2 separate regions of the Homo sapiens genome follow, and region 2 is linked to region 1. A link is a loop called in an ENCODE intact Hi-C map of the cell type or tissue named here. Cell type or tissue: A673. All regions are shown on one strand. Each heading gives the region's core, and the rest is flanking DNA. Links, peaks and the distances in the headings are about the cores only. Region 1 overlaps LINGO2 (leucine rich repeat and Ig domain containing 2). Region 2 overlaps LINGO2 (leucine rich repeat and Ig domain containing 2).

Region 1 (10,980 bases), core at 2,016-10,015:
TATATCAGCAGTTCTACATATTATCATTAAAAACATAAGCTTCGGCTCAAAGGAAATTTTACAGGTGCCCCCTTTCATAAAACAGAAAAATCAAAGAGCTCTAGGACAAATTAATTTCAGAAACCTGTCTTCTCAGACTCTTTTCCCACCTGTCCTCACACATCAGCAAAGTAGCACCCAACAAAAGCACAGGAAATCCCAGAGCTCTGTGGATTTTGCTTATGAACATACAGTCCTATGAAAAATAAGGTTACATATGTATCAGACAAGGAATGGTAATAATAAATACTGAAGAATTAAAGGCTAGGAAATAAGAATAACATGTTTGTATCATAGTTCAAATTAAATTAGAGTAGCAAGATATTTCTTAGGTAAAGCATTTCCAATCATATTTATACACATATATTTTAAGGTTAAAAGTATACATATTGATTCATTCTTTTGGTCATTTATATGTTGAAAAATAATATACTGATTTTCTTTTATCTAACAGAAGGGCTTAAAAATTAGTATGCTAATTTATTTAAAGTCACCCAACCTTATAGAGCATATGCATAATCCACTTCTAAGGAATGAAACATAACAGGACAAAATAAAGTCATAATGAATACAATAGATATATTCAATGATGATGCAAAAGTAATTTCAGAAGCCTGTACCACTGTCACTTAGGTGTCCAGATGTGTCACTTAAGAAATTAAAGGTCAGAAGTTTTCATAGTTCTGACAGTCTTATAGTCATACCATTGAACTTAAATAAGACCTACGCTCTAGCCTTGGAAATAAATAAAAAACGGTAAAACCAAAATGACTATTTGAAAGCTTAATCAGTTATTAAAATAGTTAATCATCAATTGTTTGATTTATGGTCAGGGATAATCCATTCTTGGTAATCCTGATGACAGAAATGACCACAAAGTTCCATTTATTTTAATAAGCAATTACTAGTCAACAATTAGGCTTTTGTGACCTTGTAAAGGTTACACAATCTTTTCTGTCATAGAATAGGACTATAGATACTGTTTCCAGAAGAGTAAATGAAAATGAATGCCCAGTGAATACCTAATTTTAATATATGCCATCAAAATGTACAATTTGGTATGTTAAGGTGATTTTTTTTGCCCACACCAATGTTTTTCTTGTTAAAATAAAATGTTGCTTTTTACAAAAGTACTGCATAACAATGATGTCTTCAAGCCCCTGATCATTTACCAAACTATTTAATTAATATATTAATTGGGCATAATAATCCAAATAAAATATGATATTTAAACTTCAAAATGGTATGCTTAGGATTTAAGGGGCTGATTCAATTAATGTTTCTGATGTATCATGTTTTTTTAACCAAGAAATATTACAAATTACTTTTCAAAAAAAGAACAGTAGAGACAGAGACAGCAACTATGTAAAACATGTATATTTAGGTAAAGTAACCATAATTTCTGGTGTGTTTGACACAGGTTTGATCACTGTTAACACTAAGCACCAAATAGAAGGATTCTAGAGTATATTTACCAGGGATCTCTTGACTTTGTGTGTCTTGTAATACAAAGTGGCTTGTTCTCAATGGCTCAGTAAAGGAATCTTAGGCTTCATGGTGTAGATCAACTGCAGAAGCACCTGTGAAGCACTATGAATTACTTTGTAAACCACCACCACATTAGCTTAGATATGGTGATTCACAAAGAAATCCACAGCACTTCACAGTTTGTGTAAAGCCTGGTACCTATGAACCAACAAAAACAGTACCCTTTGGCCACCAAAAGTTGAGGAAGTATTTCCATCTAGTTCACAATCAATTGAAGAATATGCTCAGTTTTGCACCACCCTCTTTTAGCTGAAACACACAAGAAACACTGAACATTTATTTTAAGTAAATAAAACTTAAAAATAAATGCATGCTTTCTATATTATATACCAGTAAATTTCATTTAAAAGAATTCCTAATACAATAACTAGCATGACATTATGCAGGATGAAAAAACAGGGTTCTGCTCATCAAAATAAAAGGGCATGGTTATTAATATAGATGTCAGGAGTAGGGAGTAGAATAAATAATAAAACTATATGTAATTCTCACATCCATATCACAGTATATAAGTGTTGCTGGGATAATTTGTTCTAAAGATATCCTCAGTTACTTAGCTTCCCACTTTATACTCATATAATCTCATATCCTATGACACAAGCTTACCAATGTTACAAATCTGCCCTTGTACCCCTGAACTTAAAATAAAAGTTCAAAGGCAATCATTAAATGAGTTTAACCTGAGTGTTTTTTCCTCTGATATTTGTCCAAGTAAGTATTTTTTCATATGACTGCTGAAGTCCAAGAATGTTTATAAAACTAAATTCTATATTATACATATTAGGTTCAACTCTGAAAGAAAACCACACCAATAAAAAATGAAAAACAAACAATAAAGTTACTCTCCTTTGCAAAATAACCAGAATCCCACCTTTTAACTTTTATCTAAAGAGCAAAAAGAAAGGTTTCATTTATAATTAATGAAAAGAATCTATAAATCTTCCCAGCCTAGTAAGCATAATATCAATCAAGTAATTCATGCTTTTGAAAATTTCAACATTTTTCAAAGTAACCATCAAATGTCAACATTAATTAAAAGTTTGCTTTATAGAAGCTCATGAACATAAGAGTCCTAGGCAGTTCACCACTGTCAGTGTAGGTCACTGCTCAGGAATACCCTACTCACCTCCACCAACCACACATATAACAACCAAGCCAAACTTGCTAAGTATCTGAATAATTAAAAATATTTAAATAAAAAATTTGTAGAAAATATGTATGTATGAAAAAAAAATATTTGTTTTGCGCTTATCATGTGCCAGGCATAGTCTTGGTTAGATGCTGGGGATATAAAAACTCCAGGTTTCAAGAAATACAAAGGAGAAAACAAGAATTTGAAAAAAGCAGTAATAGGTGTTATGAAAAGTTTCCATATAGGGCTAATGGAGACATGGAGAGGCCACTTAATTCAGTGCTAAGAGCGTTGATTACAGATGTCTTCTCTAAGGGAATACCATATATAAGAGAACTGAAAGAGTAGCAGGAATTAGCAATGAGAAGGGTGGGGTAAGTGTTCTAAGCAGAAGAGAACACATATACCACGGCCTATCCAAAGAAATAACGTGATTTTTATTTTATTTTTTGGTATACTATAGCTGAAAAGGAAAACTGCTGCTACAGTTAGAGTAGGTGAACACAAGTGAGCATCACCAGATCAGAGGCAGCAGGGACAGAAAAATTTGAAGTAAGAGAACTCCAGAATAATGAGGCAACCTGTCTGAAATATGGGCAGAGTAAAGGAGCAGTTATACAAAGGTCCTCCAGCTCTTCATCAAGTGTCACACTCAATCCCAAACTGGCCCAGGCAAAACCTCTTGAAGAATCAGGCCAGTTTCCCCAGTGAAATTCAGGCATACTAGTTGGGTGGAATACATTTAGAGTTTGACATGGGTTTAAAAACAAATCACCCTGGCCGGGTGTGGTGGTTCACGTCTGTAATCCCAGCACTTTGAGAGGCCGAGGCGGGAGGATCATGAGGTCAGGAGATCGAGACCATCCTGGCTAACATGGAGAAACACCGTCTCTACTAGAAAAATACAAGAAATTGGCCGGGCATAGTGGCTTGCGCCTGTAGTCCCAGCTACTCGGGAGGATGAGACAGGAGAATGTCTTTAACCCGGGAGGCAGAGGTTGCAGTGAGCCAAGATCGTGCCACTGCGCTCCAGCCTGGGTGACAGGGAGAGGCTCTGTCTCAAAAAACAAAACAAAACAAAGAAACAAAAAACAATCATCTCAACTTAAAGAGATCTTAAGTGGCTCTTTGAATAACCATTCCAATCCAAATGTAAAATTAAGTTGATCCAATAATAATAGTGAAATAATCCAGGGTGTGTTTTTACAATATTTTATACCTCTTGTTGCTATTCTTTCACTAAACAAGACAAATATGCTCTCCATATGTAGCACTCTATGTTAGTCGGGTACTTGGCTTTGCTTGGTTTGTGAATCTGAATGCAAGAAAACTTCATGCAAGTCCCTCTTTAGACAGCATTCAGCTAATTTAGAAAATTTTCCCACATTTTCTGTCAAATATGCTCTCTATTTTATATAAGTAGATAAATGATATGCACTGAGAATGAAATGTTCTGGTTGAACTAATTTTCCGGTGCACTGATTATTAGAAAACACCATTTTTTCAAACTCTTGCACTATTTAACTTCAAAAATAGGCAGTTATTTTATAATGAATTACCATATTGAATGCTTTATTGTATTTTTTTAAGGTTATCCAGAACCCCTGTGTCATTTTCTACTTGTGGTCAACATCTCTGTTAATAACCGTGCATCAGTTATTCCATCTATGCTTGTGATTTGAAAAATAAGGTCCCTAACCCCAAAGGAATTCAGAGTACCACGGGGCATACAAAGTGATTCTGAATCTGCAATTAGGAACTATAGCATAAACCCTATAATCAATGCTATGAAAGGAATATTTTCCAAGTTCTAAGGCTGCAGAGAGGAGGAAGGCCAACACCCAGGGCACCCAGGGCAGAGAAGAAGGGTGGTGTGAATTAGACTTAAGTGCTACACAATATGGTACATTGCAGGCAGTTACAGGATATGAAGTAGATTGATATTTTTGCTTTTGCCAAAAAATTCTGAGTGCTGTTAGTGTGAAAATCACTAATGTGAGCATGAATTCATATAATTAACTTTATTCTCTTACTCTTCTATCACCGGGGGGTAAATTCCAGCTAATGGAGAATTCTTTTTAATTGGGCTCCAACTAGGCATCAGGTTTATTAGAGGACAGACGTCGTTGGTGGGGTCTTAAAGTGAGTAACTTAGTTCTGATTCAAAAGTATAAACAGAAATTTATTCTGTACTATAGTTTATTTTCTAGATTCATCCTTATTTCTTAGAATCTTGTATCTTACATTTTTCAACCCACACAAGCAAGAAAACTGAAATAAAACAAATAAGGTAGAGATAATATCAAAATACAGGCCATAATATCAGCTCTATTTAAAATAACTACTGCTGGTGACAGGAAGTAAAACAGCTGCAGAACTGACAGAGGAATCTGCAGTTAAGGGCTAAATCACACCACTAATATGACAAATGCTGCTGGTAAACTGAGTGGGAAGGCAAGTTCAGAAGGAAGCCTGCATCCTTTCCTGGTGATGAAAGCTAAAAAGAATGAAAATAGTAGAGCAAGTAAAATAATACAAAATAAAAATAGAACAGGAAATGAAAAATGCATATACAGTAAATACAATCCTCCTACTGGTTATTTTTTTCTCCCTTTTCTCATAAAATCTCTCTTTTGCCCTGAAATATTGAAAATAAACAATGCAAGTCAGGGTATAAAAGCAAGTGATTGCTAACAATAATAAGCAAGTGCTAGCCATAGCTGAGCTAAATATGTGGCAGGCTCTATGTCTTTCAAGTAAAGAAAAAAAAAAAAAGAAGACAAACTCTTACCCCTACTGCACCAATGTAAACATTTGCCATAAATTACAGAGAATCACAAAGTTATTGGAATTTTAACTATTTTTTAAAAAGAAAAACTTTCATTATCAAGCACCCATAAAGCATGTGTATTACTTCATTTATTTCTGATTTCTGACAACAGACAACACATAATCCCTGCCTTCAACACGTGGCAGTTGAGGCACACAAAAAAGTGTAATCTGTCCAAGGTTAAACAAATGTTTAAATAACAGAGCTAGATTTGTCTAAAAGCTCATGTTTTGTCTTTGCCCCATAACGTCCCAGTATGCAACATTACCTATAGTGTTTGTGAAATATATAGAGAAAAGAAAATTAGGTAAAAACATAAAGTTTGAATTATAAATTTTACACAGAATCAAATATACATTTGCCCTACAATGAAACAATTCTTTTACCCAAAAATAATAAAACATATTAATAATACTTAAACATTTTGTAAAAGCATCCAGTTTACTTAAGACAAAGTTTTCAGGATTTTATGTAAAATATCCATTTATACAAAAATAGATAATATCTCAATTACAAATCTTTCCTTTCTTACTCATTATAGGTGATCCCTAGAGGCTTGGAAGAATGTTGTTAACCTAGTGTGTGTCGTTAACTTTGCTTACACTTAATAAAGTCTCCTGCCTTCAGAAGTATACTATGACTTATTTGCCTTCAGCTGAATATGCCTTTCTGTGAATAAGTCCTCATTGATGACATTTGATTTTATACTCCAGGAAGTATTTTTCAGTCATTGAAGGGTTTAGTTCACTGTCAAAGATCATTTGTCTAAGCAGTAATATCTAGAGATCCAGTTTATAAAGTGGACCTCTACATTTACTCAGAGACTACATAGAATAGTGAGTGAGTGAGTGAGCATGTGTGTGTGTCTGCATGCATGTGGTTATGTGTGTATGTTTTCTCTTTTGTTCTCCCTGCTTCAAGATTGATGCCTTTCGAAAGTGGCATCATGGGTAATTTTCTGTCATCTGAGAGATAACTCATCCTACTTCAAATCTGTCCACATAATAGTCCAGTGTTTTGTAGGTAAATTTAATTGTTTAGTTATTTGAAGAGAATAAATGAGTGCCCCTTTGGAAAGGGAATGAGAGAACAGAAAACAAATAAGCATTTTAAAAACATGTAAACTTTCAGTGCTTATTATTTCTCTCATTAATGAAAATCTTATATTTGGAACAGCAGTTCAGCTGAGTAACTGCAAACATAATTTGGTTCCTGTGGGTTGAGTTTGTTCCAAACCTCAAAGATTAAATTTTGCAACTGAAAATTAAGCTTAGCACTGTGGTTTTGCAGATGAAGATAGAAAGTAGTGGAATATATTATTTAAGCCCCCAACTCACAACATTTGCAATATTTAAGTGACTATATACACAATTATCATTTACTGATATATTTGATGGAATTTATATCTCGCTGATTTGATAATATAACAAATTTCCAGGCCTGCTTTTAGCTCAGGACTATTTGTTAAATATGGGATAAAAATAAATGATATACTTATTAAATACATATTTATCACTGCCAAAGATCAGGCATAGTTAGAACACTGAATTCAAATTTAGTTTAAATTTGATAAACATCTAATTATCCATTCATCAAAGATGTTTTGAGCCCCTACTATGAGGGAAAAACTAGGCTAGACATTGAAGAATCAAAGGGAATACTTAATGTTCCATCCTTCAGGGAGCTCAGAGTCATCAGGTAAACTGACAAATCTGCAAATATTTCCAGTACAGCCATAACTGTAATGACGGACAAGTGTAGGATCCTACAGAAGAAGTGGCTAATCAGAATTAGACAATAAGAAAGGTCTTTTCAAAAGAGACGAAGCCTGACTTCTATAGAGGGTTTAAAAGTATTTGACCAGGTGACCAGAGGATGAACAAGGAGTGGGGGGAGGGGTCACAGAAAGAAGGCTATTCCAGATAAAGAAAACAGTACTTGCGAAATTCAAGAGACAATGTGTCTGAATTAGGAACTACATGTTAAATTATGTATGACAGAGAAATAGCAAGCAGGAAGAAAAAAGATGAAAATTAGCTAAAAGTCCAGTGGTTTGAACTGTGTGGTAGACAGAGCCTGAGGAAGAAGACACAAGATGCATGAGAAATGGCTAGTCCCTGTCTTCAAGGAGCCCACAGATCAAGAGGTGATCAATAGGTCCAAAATCAATAGGTGATCAATAGGTCAAAAATCAATAGGTGATTTTGGACAACAATGTCTCCTTCAACACTGCAACTCCCACTGTTGCACCTACTACAAATAATAAACATAGCACCCTTTTCCCAATTTCCCACCAAGATTCAGTACCCTATGGGCTCGTTTTACACCCTACCCTGCCTTTCGATTCTTCCCTCCCCTTACATAAAAATGTCTTTAAAGGAAAGGACACATCAGTCAATGTTCAAAGCCAACGTTATTATACCTGATAAATAAAAGTATTAACAGTAAAGCTAAAAACACTTCAGAATCAGAAAAAAAAAACCCATAACATGCATTTATATTGAGTCCCTCCTTCACTCTTTGAAGGATTTGTTACTTTATTTTCCCATTTGTAGACACATGGCCAGTTCATTGAAATGGTACACAATTTTTACTCATTTTCTCTAAACCATACCTGATATTTGTAATCCTCTGCTTAAATACCTCATTTTCGAGGCACTGCTTTTTCATAAAATCCACAAAGTTTATTACGATCTGACAACAATCGAACTGCACAACATTATTTTTTTCCATTCCACCCCATGTGTGTCATCTTCCAGTCCACCTGTACTTCCCACTCTAACCTAAACATATAACTTCATGATTGTGAACATAAAATGACTTTATGTACTTCTTGCATTTCTCCTCCTAGAAAATTCTTGTTCAATCTTAGACACAGCTCCAATATAACGTCCACTGTGAAACATTCTCTGACTCCCCATACAGAGGTTATAGCTTCTATCAGGACCCCACAGACCAATGTTCCTACTGCTAGTATAGTATTTTCTATTCATGTGTATTGGTTTATACGTTTATCTGTCTTCCAATTCTTTGACCTTCTGAGGTCATAAACTGTGCCTTAGTCATCTGGAACAGAAAAATACCTGATGTGGAGAAAATATTTGCAGCTTATATACCGTACTTGGTGTCTATAGCAATCATAAGTAAAAGCATAAAAAGAAGCAACAAAAAAGGACATAAAACCATAGAAAAGTAAACTAATTATTTGAACTTTTAAATCGTACTAAAGAAATATCAACAAGTATGGGAAAATGCTTCACTTAATTTATATTTTAAAAAAGCAAATGAAAACAGCATCAAGATATTTATTCCATCAGATTGGCAATAATTAAAACATGTATCAGCCAAAGGCGACAGAAAATAGAAATTTTGTTTCATTAATAATAGTGTAAGTTGCCATGTTTTTTTGTACTACATAGTAGGAAATGTCAAAATTTCAAAATGAACACACAATTTTATCTAAAAATTCTCCTTCTAGACATCTACAGAAATGTTTACATTTGAGTAAAATATATTGACAGATGATGATTGTGGCAACTTTTAATGAATTAAAAGTGGGAACCAATTTAAATATTTATAAATAAGGAAATTGTTAAATAAATTATAATTCAATATTGCTATGTAGATACTAAAGGTATATAATAATGAGGTAAGCCTAAATTATATTTAAATAATATATAAATACTTTAAAATACAGCAAATCTATATGAAAATGTGGCCATAATAATCTGCTAATTGAAAATGAAATTAAACAATAGAACAATATTCATAATATAAGCTCATTGAAAATATATATGCATATAGAAAACACTCTAGAACACACATACCAACTTCTTTAAAATGTTTATTTTTAGGAAATAGGAATGGAAAGTGGGAGGGAAAGCAATGGTGGCAGTAGAAAGGAGATTTCAACATTTTACTTCATATACTCTGTGTTACTACCTTAGTCATATGACAATATATTCAGCATTAAAATATAGAAAATAAGAAAATGAACTATATATTTTATGTAATATATAAAAATATTAAGCTTAGGAACACTGTCAGCTATACTATAGTGTAACCAAATGATGCTTACATTTGCATCTTCAAACCTCTGAGGTTTTTATCTTTGCAGCACATAAGATGACAAGTAGAAGGAGCAATCTACTGAAAACACTACATAAGGAGTGAAATAAGCATGAAAGAATGAGAGACGTTGGTTCAAATCCCAGTTCTGATGCATTAACTGGGTGAACTTTATATGTTGGAGCCTTACCTTCTTAAATATAAAATATGAATACTAGTACTTATCTCCTATGGTTTTGAAAATGCTTGGTTCATAGTAGATGCTTAATAATTTCTACCTTATTTTATCTTCTGTTACTTTATAAAACCTACCTTATTTGGAGATTAATAATAAGTTTTGCACCAAGATGTCTTTTACTTGAGGGGAGTGTCACAATATAGTCAATGATGTGTTGATTTCCTCTCAATTTATAATGCAATATTGCCTTTAACCTCAAACTTCAAAATCATCATAATTTTATGCCTTTACTCATAAAATCACAGAACCATAAAACTAGAGAGAAAGAAACCTTCAAAAGTCATTTAGCTCAGGTTTCACACCTGCTAGCAAAATGATGGGCATGATAAAATATCTATTGTGTTTTAATGATTCCCAAAAAGAAACTCTAGCCTTTCCTTAAATGACTGATCCATGAAATGTGTCATTTAAGTCACCTCCTATAGAAAATGGACATTTACAGGAAAAATGATTTCCTTTTTTTTTGACATCAAACTATTGTAGTTGTCCTCACTTATTATATTAACAACAGTGGAAGACATGACATTTAACAGGAAAGATAAGATTCACAAGCAGGAAACAATTAAACTATAATGGGGCAAAATTAAATGAAGTTATCTTTTGAGAAACAGTGAAAATAGATTATAATTTTAGATGTGATGGCAAATTCTTGACAGTGTTCACTCTGTTACAATTTCTGAATCAGTTGTTTCACTAGCTGTTCATGGCAAAAAGATTCCATCAAGTTTGGTACATGCTTCCAAGGGGATATGCACAAAAATTCCTCTCCAGTAAACAAACAACACATTTTCTGGCAGGTGATCATAACCATATTGTTTTGATTAAATAGGTACTTTGTTCATCAACAGTTCTTAGATGTATTAAGAGTATTTCATAGCTAACACTATGTAGCTTAAAGTTCTGCACCTACAATCTTGCTACTAGAGAGGTGCACTTTGTTTTCTACTTGATAACATCTATGCAAAACCAGGAAGATTTTCCCAAAAGGTAGAAATAAGACAATTACATTAACTGGAAAAATCGTTGAGCAATAAAAATCATTTTAATTGAAAATCAAATGATGATTCTTCTACCTGAGGATTAGGATTCCATTTGCAATGACAAAGAAAATAAATCAGTTAAACA
Region 2 (10,980 bases), core at 1,151-9,150, 50 kb after region 1:
GTCTTGGCTAGTCTACAAAACGACAGCCTGTATAAGGTGTTCCTTAAATATATTTCATGCTTAGACCATGCAGTATATTTTAAATCAAATCATCTCAACTATTTTGTGATAATCATAAAAGATATGTCCTACTTCCTGACTTTTGGATTCATGACATCACCTCCTGGCCTTCTTGAGATTGTGTGGAATCTAGTGAATGTTGTGCAGAAGTTATGTGTGTGACTTTTAATTGTTGGTGCTAGATCTTTCACATCTCTCATTTCCTTCTGGCACAATAACCAGCCACATTCTTTATGGTGGCGGTGTTGAAAGTTAGTTAATTAACATTATATTTTGAGGTATTTCCTCTGTACAGTTTACACTCAGTTTCAACTGATCTAGACAATAATTATCTTTTTCTTTCAGGTACTCCAAACTAAATGATCTGTTCAATAAAATCCTCATTTTGAGGTAGACAATCTCAAACATATGTTCCTAACAGGATGAAAATCTCTGTTATCATCATAATAATTCCATTATTATAACATGTGATGTAGTAATTATTAATGATTTTATTATCCACATGTCTATTTGTATAAATGCCTGTTCAGTGAAATAGAATTTTATATTCTAGCAAATCATGGTTTAGCTAGTCTTTTAAGGGAAACTAAGGCAAAAGCAAGGTTTCCAGTAGGTTTATTGAAATACTAACCTTAATGCTCCTTAAATCATACTCAATGAAATTAGTACTGTTGCATGATATGTCAACCATATTTTATAATACTTTACGTTATACAATATTATATAGGCATCTTTGTTCAAGGATTCAAACCCTTAAAATGTGAATGTGTACTTAAAATCTCCAATGTATAGATAGTATAAAGAACGCTTTAAAATACCTTTAATCAAAATAGAGAAAGAATATTGGGTATACATACATGAGTCTAAATAGTTGTAGATTTGTCAGGTCCTTACATCCCATATTTCCTCCAAAATTAAAGTCTCCCTTTTTTGTGATAATCTGATAATACTTGTTGTTTTATAATGCTTATTACATATTCACTACTTAAGAAACAAGATGTGCATAATTTTGCTATTTACCTGCTTTAGTGTTCCTGGACTCAGCATTGAAAGTTTTCATGACCAAGTAATACGTTATAGTGAGTACAATTTCATTTTAGATTCTGCAAAATAGAGCAAATGTATCAGAGAGCACATGATTTTTTAATTAAAATGGTACGTATACATGATAGTCACTATCATTTAATTGTACTTTTGAATACTGACATATCGGCTTCATTGTTTCCATGTTTTCTCATAGAAAAAATTTAGAAGTCACAATTTATGCCACTCTCACTTTCCAAGAGAAAACAGACTTTCCTGTGATAAAGCATACAACAAGAAAATAACTCATTAAAACATGAATGCATAAAAGGGCAGAAACCCATTAGCTACAATACAATGTGTGTAATTCTTGAAACCTGATTTTTATGATCTAAATACATTTGTGTATACAAACAGATAGCATAAATGTACAGGATAAAATAAAACATATAACCAAAAGGAGGGAGAATAAACACTTTAGACAGCACAGACCAGATAAAAGTATCTTTCTTTTGGCCAAAACGCTATATATACTATGAATTTAAAGTAAGGTTATGGACTTTATGTGTGGGATTTATAACTGAGTTAGCTATCAATATCAAGCAGTTATCAAACCTATATCAAGAAGCATTTAATTTTAGGATATTTAGACCATTTTCTTATGCAAATAAAACAAAAATAAAAAACTCATCCAAGAAAATCTACAGATCAATATTAGCTTGAGACAAACATAACTACAGCTGATCCTTGAACAATTAATTGGGTTTGAACTGTGCAGGTTCACTTATACATGGATTTTTTTTTCAACCAAACACAGATTGAAAATTTGATATTTGCAGGATGTGAAACCTCATATACAGAGGGCCAATTTTTCATATATTTGGGTTTGACAGGGTCTGCTGAAGGACTTGAGTATGAGTAGATTTTGGTATCTTCCAGTGTCCTGGAACAATCCCTCCTGTATGACAAGGGATGGCTGTATACAGTTACAAGTACAGATCAAACTTTACAATCACTAACCCAAACAGTCCTGGATGTTTTAAAGATAGTCACAAACGCTGGGTGCGGTGGCTCACGCCTGTAATCCCAGCACTTTGGGAGGCCGAGGCAGGCGGATCACAAGGTCAAGAGATGGGAGACCATCCTGGCCAACATGGTGAAACCTCATCTCTACTAAAAATACAAAAATTAGCTGGGCATGGTGGCACACGCCTGTAGTCCCAGCTACTTGGGAGGCTGAGGCAGGAGAATTGCTTGAACCCGGGAGGCGGAGGTTGCAGTAAGCCGAGATCATGCCATTGCACTCCAGGCTGGCGACAGAGCGAGACTCTGTCTCAAACAAACAAACAAAAAATAAATAAATAAAAATGAAAATAAAGTTAGTCACAAACTTTGAGGACACAGAAAGCTCAGGAAAAGTACCCAATGCTTAGCAAGCATTAATCAAGTTTATTTTTTCTGTCTTCTATTATGAAATCATCTGTTCACAGTCACTTCTTCAAGAAAGGCACGGGTTCTCAAATTTGATTGTTCATTTGAAACACCTGCAGGGCTTGTTAAAACACAGATTACTGGGTCACTGCAGAGTTTCTGAATCATAGGTCTGGGGTGTGGCTTGAGAATCTACCTTAGTAACATATTCTAAGGAGATAAGGAAGCTGCTGGACCAGTGACCACACCTTGAGAATCATTAACTTAGTGACTTAAAAGCCCTCAGTATCACCATATTTACATATGTGTGTTTTCAAGTACTTTCTGTTGGGCCTCACTTAACTTAAAGATTACTTCAATAGTATTGAAATAGACTTGTGTATTAAAAGTAAATATGTGGGTAAATGTAATTCTTACTGTAAGGGTACATGAAGAATGCTGGTCACTTAGGAGATACTTTATCAGTGAATCACATAGTTCAAATGTTCACTAAATAAATTCTAACTGAAGGCCTAAGGTATACTAGAGACCAGATTTACCAAGATAAATAAGATATGTATTATCCCTGTCCTGAGAGTTTAGAATCTAGCAGAGGAGACAGAATAAAGAAGTATAAGCATGGTAATCACATTAATACATAACTGATAAAATCTTCAAGTTTCTGCTAATGTCTCAAGATATCCTGTAAAATCTCTGATAAACGGTCGCGAATTTCTGGCTTGGCTCTGTAAACTAAAAATAAAGTTCTAAGCCTTCCCAGCCAACCAAATGGACCCTCCTCTTGGCCAAGGGCTTTCCAAAGTCAATCTGAAACACCAGTTCAGGCCATGGTGCAAATGGGTGGTCAGACATGCCTTCCTTACACCCCACTTCTCTTTGGAATTCAGGCATGATTGACCAGCACTAACATTTAAAACAGAGAACTTAAGACTGACAAAGCAGACGCTTTGTTACAATAATATACCGACATGACAGACAGCAGGCCCCGAGAGAAATCAAAGTATTTCACCCCCGAATTTGTTTCTTTGACATATTTTGAAATGACCCTGTAAAGCTGTCTTTTGTGGGGAAAATCTACATTCTGTAGAGAATTCTCTTCCTTTCTAGGTCTTTTTCCTGATCCAGGAGAGAATTAACTAAGAGCCTGGCATCTTTTAACGTCTGATAAGAAACATTTACAATCTATTCTCTCTGAAGCCGGCTACCTGGAGGCTTCCCCTGCAGAATGAAAACCTTGGTCTCCAAAACCTCTTATCTTAGTCCAAACACTCCCTCCTTCTATTGACTCTAGTCTTTAGATAAACTCTTTCAACCAATTGCCAGTTAGAAAATCTTTTAATCACCTGGAAGCCACACCCCCATCCCTACACAATTGCTTCCAGTTGTCTTGCCTTTTAGGGCTGAGCCAATGTACCATCCATGTATTGATTGACGTTTATGTCTCTCTATAACATATAAAACCAAGCTGTAGCCCAACCACCTTGGGAACATGTTCTCAGGATCTCCTGAGACTGTGTTATGCACATGCCCTTAGCTTTGGCAAAATAAACTTCTAAATTAATTGAGACTTGTTTTATACTTTTTGGTTTACAGGTTCCATTTTAAATAGGTGTATATTCTACACTGTGAATAGCCCTTGTCTTCCACCTTTCTGTGGTCATATTTTCCTCAATGTCTAAAGGAAATGATTCAAGAACACATCCACCAATACTGGGGAAAGTGCTCTTCTCAATATATGTAAGGATTTTGGAAGATAAGGTGGGAGTAAACACTAATGTTCAACTAATAATTCCCACATCCGTTGCTGCATTAATCTCCATGTCTTACTTCCCTTTCTACCTTTTGTGGTTGTCATGAATTATCTTTGAATCTCAGCCCTGTGGAAAATGTTGTCTAAAACAGAAAGCTGCTGTGTGTATCAGACCCTGAAAATTGGAAGTTAATGAGTGAGAAGTGGGAAACTATATCACCGAAATAAAATAATAACTAAAAATTAAGTAGTAAACATTATTATTATAAAACACCCTAAGATATCCAACTATGGAGAATTTCACAATTTATATCTACCTCAGCCTTCCAACATGTTAAGAGGCCTGCTTTCCTCTGTTTTATTGCTTCTCACATTTATTGTCTTTCTCCCAGTTCTAGGTTTCTCCATTTTCCACCCATCCATTCAGAAACAAAACTCAAAAAAAAAAAATTGTCATTAGAATAGGTTTTTTTGGGTTTTTTTTTCTTTTTGGTGAGAAGGAGTTTTGCTCTTGCTGCCCAGGCTGGAGTGCAGTTGTGGGATCTCGGCTCACTGCAACCTCCACCTCCTGGATTCAAGCAATTCTCCTGTCTCAGCCTCCTGAGTAGCTGGGATTACAGGCACCCACCACCAGAATAAGTTTTAAAAGTCTCATAAAAAGTCATGTAAATCCTTTTCAGTGTCCTGGATATAGAAAGAAGCAGTGATTTACATTTTCTTCTTATTTTTGTTTTCATGATAGTTTTTCCTTTACATTAGGTCATAGAGTTGAGTAAAGCAAGAGAAAGCTTGCTCATTAAATTTTCAAATGACAGAAAGTTGGGAAGTTCAGCTCATATAAAAGATGATTGAATCAAGGTGCAAATGTATTCTTCTAGGTTGAAATTATGAAAGAAAATTGAATAGTCATTAATACGAAGTCCAGCATTTATAGTAAATGAAAAGTCAAGTAGAAGTTAGGCATATCTGCTGTGACAAACAGTGCTAGCGGCCTACACAATATCCATTTTGAATTTTTATCTCACTAACAGATCCCTAAGGTATATTCAGCTAGAAAACAGTTTTCCAGTCATCCCTTACAGATACACTGTGTATTAGTCCATTTTCATGCTGCTGATAAAGACATATCCGAGACTGGGAAGAAAAAAGGCTTAATCGGACTTACAGTTCCACAAGCCTGGGGAGGCCACAGAATCATGGCAGGAGGTGAAGGGCACTTCTTACATGGTGGCGGCAAGAGAAAATGAGGAAGATGCAAAAGCGGAAACCCCTGCATCAGATCTTGTGTGACTTATACCCTGCAATGAGAAGTGTATGGGGAAAACCACCCCCCCAGGGTTCAAATTATCTCCCATTGGGTCCCTTCCACAACACATGGGAATTATGGGAGTACAATTCAAGATGAGACTTGGGTGGGGACACAGAGCCAAACCATATCACACAGATCAATGAAAAATAAATTGAAATCATTTGGACAAAACTTCCAGGAAAGTCCTTTTAATCCCTCCCATTCCTCCTCCTTTCTCCCTTGCATAAAATTCCATTCTTGGAGTCAAATAGCCATTTGTGACCCATCAATGGAACATCTGACTTAGGGATTGTAGAACACAAAGCTAGAAGGAGCCTACGTCTCTAATGACACAGGATTATTTAATTTTAGATTAAAATGTATTAAAATGGAAACATCAGTGTCAATACACTTGAAAACATATATTTCAACGTATGCGGAATAACGTTCCAAATGTCTTTTTGCCCCTGTACCTTTTTTTCATTCCCACAGCTTCATGTTTATCTTGCTATCAATTAGAAAAACATGAAACAAAACAACAAACTAGGACATAAACTGCAATAACAACAAAACTAAAACAACAAAATCAAAATTTAAAAACAATCATATTAGCAAAAACCCTATTAGCTCATTGTATGGATTCAAGGGAATCAACAAAGAGACTAAGCTAAGGAGAAAATATGCCCCAAACATCTATTTAAAGTAACAGGATGGGTGCACTGTATCCAGTATGTTCAATTATAGAGGCTTCAGCTTCAATCCGTGAAAATAGGTAAAAATTACTTAACTAATACTTCAATGCAGACATTCCTTTGTTGCTTACCTTACATTCCCCTCAGGTGTCTGGGAGATATTTGTCTTCCTACAACTCAAAATATATGAGCCACAGAGCATCGCCAGATGTACAAGTGCACTGGCTGAACTACTTCTCATTATTAATGAAGTGAAGCTGACACGTCTAATGAGTTTACTTCCATTTAACCTATCATGCAGTCATGCTTGAAGGTTCAGCCATGAATCCGTATGATGATGATGATGACAACTGGGGACACATTTCTTATCATTTACTACATTTTCTGCCTCAGTAGTTGGCAAACCTACATGCCAGTCCCAGGGAACTTCATTATACAATCTCTTCCTACTGATTCCTTTTCCCAAAAAGTGCCATGTATAACATAGCATGAAATCTGCTATGAATTATTATGAATAAGTAACATCACTTGATGTTATGTCCTGGTTCAGCAGCACACAAGGACCAGTAGTCAATCTTAAAACAGCCAGACTCATGTATCTTTTGTGCAAAATGACCACAATCAGAAATCACAGGTGTATGTGTCATAGGCAATGGACTCAAAGCTAGGGGTGCAGGCATGGACATTCTTTTATTCAGTAGTACACTGCAAAAGATTATATGAGCATACAAGGACAAAGAAGGTTACTTTTACCAGTGTATTACAGTGATATATTTTCTTTATAAAACTGGTATAAACATTATAGACATTTCTAAAAATGAAAACAAAAAGGGAAAAAATCCATAGCTATGGCAGGCCCACACAACCACTGCTAACTTTAAACATTATATCCTTTTAGACTTCTGCTAAACACATATTTTACATTGGTATAATCACGCTATAATGTAATTTGTATTATGCTTTCCTCATTTAATTTAAATGAGTGAATATTTCTATACTTTATATGAGATCAGTAAAAATACTACGACATCACAAATTGTTACACTGTAGTTTATTAACCAGTCCTCTTTTGAACATTTATTTCCTATTATAAAATCAATTACTGCTAATCATCACCCTGTAAATATACATATTTCTCTATTTAAGATGATTCTTTTAAAATAGATTCTCAGAAGTGAAATTACTCAAAGGCATAGACGTTGTAAGTCACCTCTACACAGGTGGTTACAGAAAAGTCTCCTTAAAGATTTGAACATTTTTTCTTAATGCACCTGATGAAGTCTGGTACCAATAAATAATTTGATTTCATAATACAGTTGCATCTTTATAGAGGACTAGTATAATATATATATATAATAAAATTTTTAAGTTCAGAAGCTCAGCTTTGCTATTAATATAACTGGATTTCCTCTTTTGAACAGGGAAATATCTCTGTTCTCACTTTTCCTTGTATCCTTTGTTCACAAAAAGTCTGTGCCTTATGTCACATTCCCTCAGGATTTCATTTTTATTAGGAAATAATCAGTCTTATAAATTGGTTAATACAAATGTGGCTAGAAACTATCATTACCCTTTCCTAGTTAATACTTTTCTATTTTACTCAAATGTACATATCTACAAAACATTCTCAAAGAAATTGCTACTAAATAATGCTTTGGAATTTTCTTATGTAGTAATGGGTCATGAAGGAGCATATTTTGCAAAAAAGAATGTAGTAAGTCCTTGTGAAATCACAAATGTCAGAGCCGGTGGCCTTTGTTATATCCAGATACACACACACACACACGCACACAAATCTACATAACCGAATCTTAAATTGTTTCTATACACATACTTGTCTAGGATCAGAAAAGCCTTAGTTTAAACCCCTGGCCACACACTTAAAATTTGTTAGCAGGTCACTTAATCTCTTTTTAGCTAACATTTCCAGATCTGCAAAGTGGAGATAAAATACCTACATTATAAGATGGTTATGAAGATTACAAATGGACACTATGAAAATTATAAAACTGTACAAAAATATATGCATTTTTAGGAAGTATTAACTACTCACTGAAAAACATGTAAGCAATGATAGAAAATGGAATTACAATATGATAGCCAAATCACCTTTATGACACATGCGGGAATGGAAAAAAATTGAGAGGCAGCTTTATCGTATTTCTAAAAATGGTGGCTTATATTGGACATAGTGAGAAAAAAGATGTTAAACAAAATGAAAATGTTAATCTTTTATTAAGCAGTTTCAGAGACAAACATTTCTAATCACTGGAAAAATAATAAGGCACTGACTATCCAGAATCTATTCATATTTCACCTGTAAATGTAGGCTCTTCATTTGTGAATCCCTCCATCCTTTTCTCTCATATCACATAGTCCCACATACCTGATTCCACCCCCACCCCAGAGGCAATAATGAGTTTCGTAGGACCAATCAGAGTCTTGAAGTCTCTTAACCACAATGACCGACTGAGACAGGTAGGTCATCCCGTCACACAGATAAAATTATTGCAGATTTTGCCAAAACTACTTGATTAGAAAAAGGTATTCTTTTTTCAGCATTTAGAATTGTGATGTGGGGACCTGCTGCAATTATCTTGGTAGCTCGAGCAGTAAAGTCCATCTGAGACTATGCAGAAAACAGGGAAGGGAGCACAGCTAAGAGAGCGGAGCAAGGAGGAAGAGAGAGAGATAAGCTAACCCTCAGATCCTAAAATCATCTGTGTCTTAAACCAGCACGTCAGTAACTTCCATTCATCCTTCCACATCCACTCACCAGTTATTCCATCTTGTTCAGTGTCTGGACTGGGAGAGTGCATTTATAAGGATGGTATCAAGGAGCTTCTTTACCTCTGACTTCAAGTTAGTTTCAAATTGTAAACATCGGCAGGAGATTGCAGAGAAGGAAGAAAATAAAGTGAGACTATTTTATTATCCTGGATTCTTCCCTGAGGTGTTGAATCAGGTTTGCTGCACACCTTAGCTAAAATCTCAGCTCTTGGCAGGTGGTCTTCTCCATGTAGATCAGTCTCTAGGTTCCTGTCACTGCCCCATGCCCTCCCCCAGGCCCTGGACTTTGTAACAGCTCTTTGTGTACAGGCATTAGACTATTGCACTGTATCTTATGGTTTCCCTATACACTTCCTCCACATTTCTGCATATCCTCTTTCATTACTATTTCTCAAGTTACCCAATGTGAGTACTCCATCTGCTTCTAGCTTTGACTTTCACCAATAAACCAGTCCCACAATGAACATTGCAATTATCTGAGTAGGTAACACACTATTTTGTCGTGTTCAAACTAGTGCATGTTGTGTTTTGTATCACTTGTGACAGAAAGAATTCTAATAGATGAAAGCACCATTGTCTCCGCATGCATTGATAAATTCGGAAGGGTACAGTTACTCTGCAAAGAGTCAGATTTTTTTTTTTAAATAAAACAAGGGGACATTCAAACTTTTAGATGATAAGTTTCAATGAGTTATTTAAGGAAGCAAAAATATGTTCTTGCTCAATGGATATCCACTGTAAGTAAAAGGAGCAGTTAACCACAGGAAATAATTAAACTGCGTAATAACCTTATTGTAAATCATGGCTAAATTAAAATCATATCTCAGTTATTTATTTTCACAGTAACTCCTGGGGTTAAAACAGTAAATGGGATCAAGAATGAATAAATAAGTGAATGAATGAACAAACAAGCATTTATTGATATTAAGTATTTAAAGCCTATAAAACCCTTTAAACACTTTTTGTTAATTAAGTGTCACTACTTTGCGACACGGGTTAGAAAAGGATCTTGAGCTGTGCATAGCTTATGGTAGGCTGAATAATGATTTTCAAACATATGCCCGTCTTAATAACCAGAAGCTGCGAATGTTATATGTCAAAAAGTATTTTGCAAATGTTATTGAGAATCTTGAGATGGAGAGATTATTTTGGACTATGCAGGTGGACCCTAAATGTAATATAAATGTCTTTATAAAAGGGAGGTGGAAGGAGATTTAACCATTAAAGATGAATACAACGCAAGGATTGAAGTACAAGGTTAAGCTACTTGGCTGGCTTTGAAAAGCGAGAGAGTCAGCAGCCAAGGAATGAAAGAAATGCGGCACTAGAAACTGAGAAATGAAAGGAAATGGATTTTCTCCCAAAGTATTTTGTGGGATCTCAGCCCTGCTGGCACCCTGCTTTCAGCCCGGGAAAACTGATTTTCAGCCCAGGAAAACTATTCTTTATCTTATAGATGGTTAGATGATGGTGACTACATTTCCCTAACTAATTCTGCAAAGTTATAGCAGAGCTCCCCAGAGACATTGGCTCTTAATGAGTACTCAAGTCAGCTCTTTCACAGAAAGACTGAATTTTCAGAATCTCACGAGTGGCTTTTAAATCCAAGTTATTGATGGTTGCTTTGTTTTTGGAGCAGTATTTGTGTCTTGTTTAGTAATGTGGATTCTCTTACAGAACAAATTTCTGTTTAGAAGCTTTTAGAATAAATAAGAGGAAAAAATCTTTTAGCCCCTGTGGACCACTAAAAACTGATCCACCAAAAATCTTTTGCCAAGTATCTGAAAAAGAGACATCTGTTTGGGACTTGGTTTGGCATGTTCCAAGAGTGAATCCTGGAAGGAAAAAAGAAATGAATTACTTGGCATACAACAGGATGGGAATAGGCCACTCGGGATAATTGAATGTAGACGACATAAGAAAGAAGCGTTCCACTTAGGAACTAT

The links. Peaks named below come from ENCODE experiments on the same cell type or tissue, not always from the same donor. Only the 100,000 strongest peaks of a DNase experiment are listed, where the experiment ranks them.
Region 2: it touches region 1 in a loop (5-fold over the local background); 4 of 110 quality-filtered maps call a loop at or near these places.

The regions. Positions count from the first base shown.
Region 1 is chr9:28,862,004-28,872,983 of GRCh38, forward strand. The region is part of intron 2 of LINGO2 (leucine rich repeat and Ig domain containing 2); the gene reads right to left. It overlaps MIR876 (microRNA 876), which reads right to left and starts at 1,703; the gene lies at 1,623-1,703. In A673, for the core only: no CTCF peak of the experiment used is centred there; a DNase peak (open chromatin) is centred at 5,138; H3K27ac peaks cover 2,221 bases.
Region 2 is chr9:28,912,712-28,923,691 of GRCh38, forward strand. The region is part of intron 2 of LINGO2 (leucine rich repeat and Ig domain containing 2); the gene reads right to left. Among named protein-coding and RNA genes, the nearest start is that of MIR873, 29 kb to the left of the region's middle. In A673, for the core only: no CTCF peak of the experiment used is centred there; no DNase peak of the experiment used is centred there.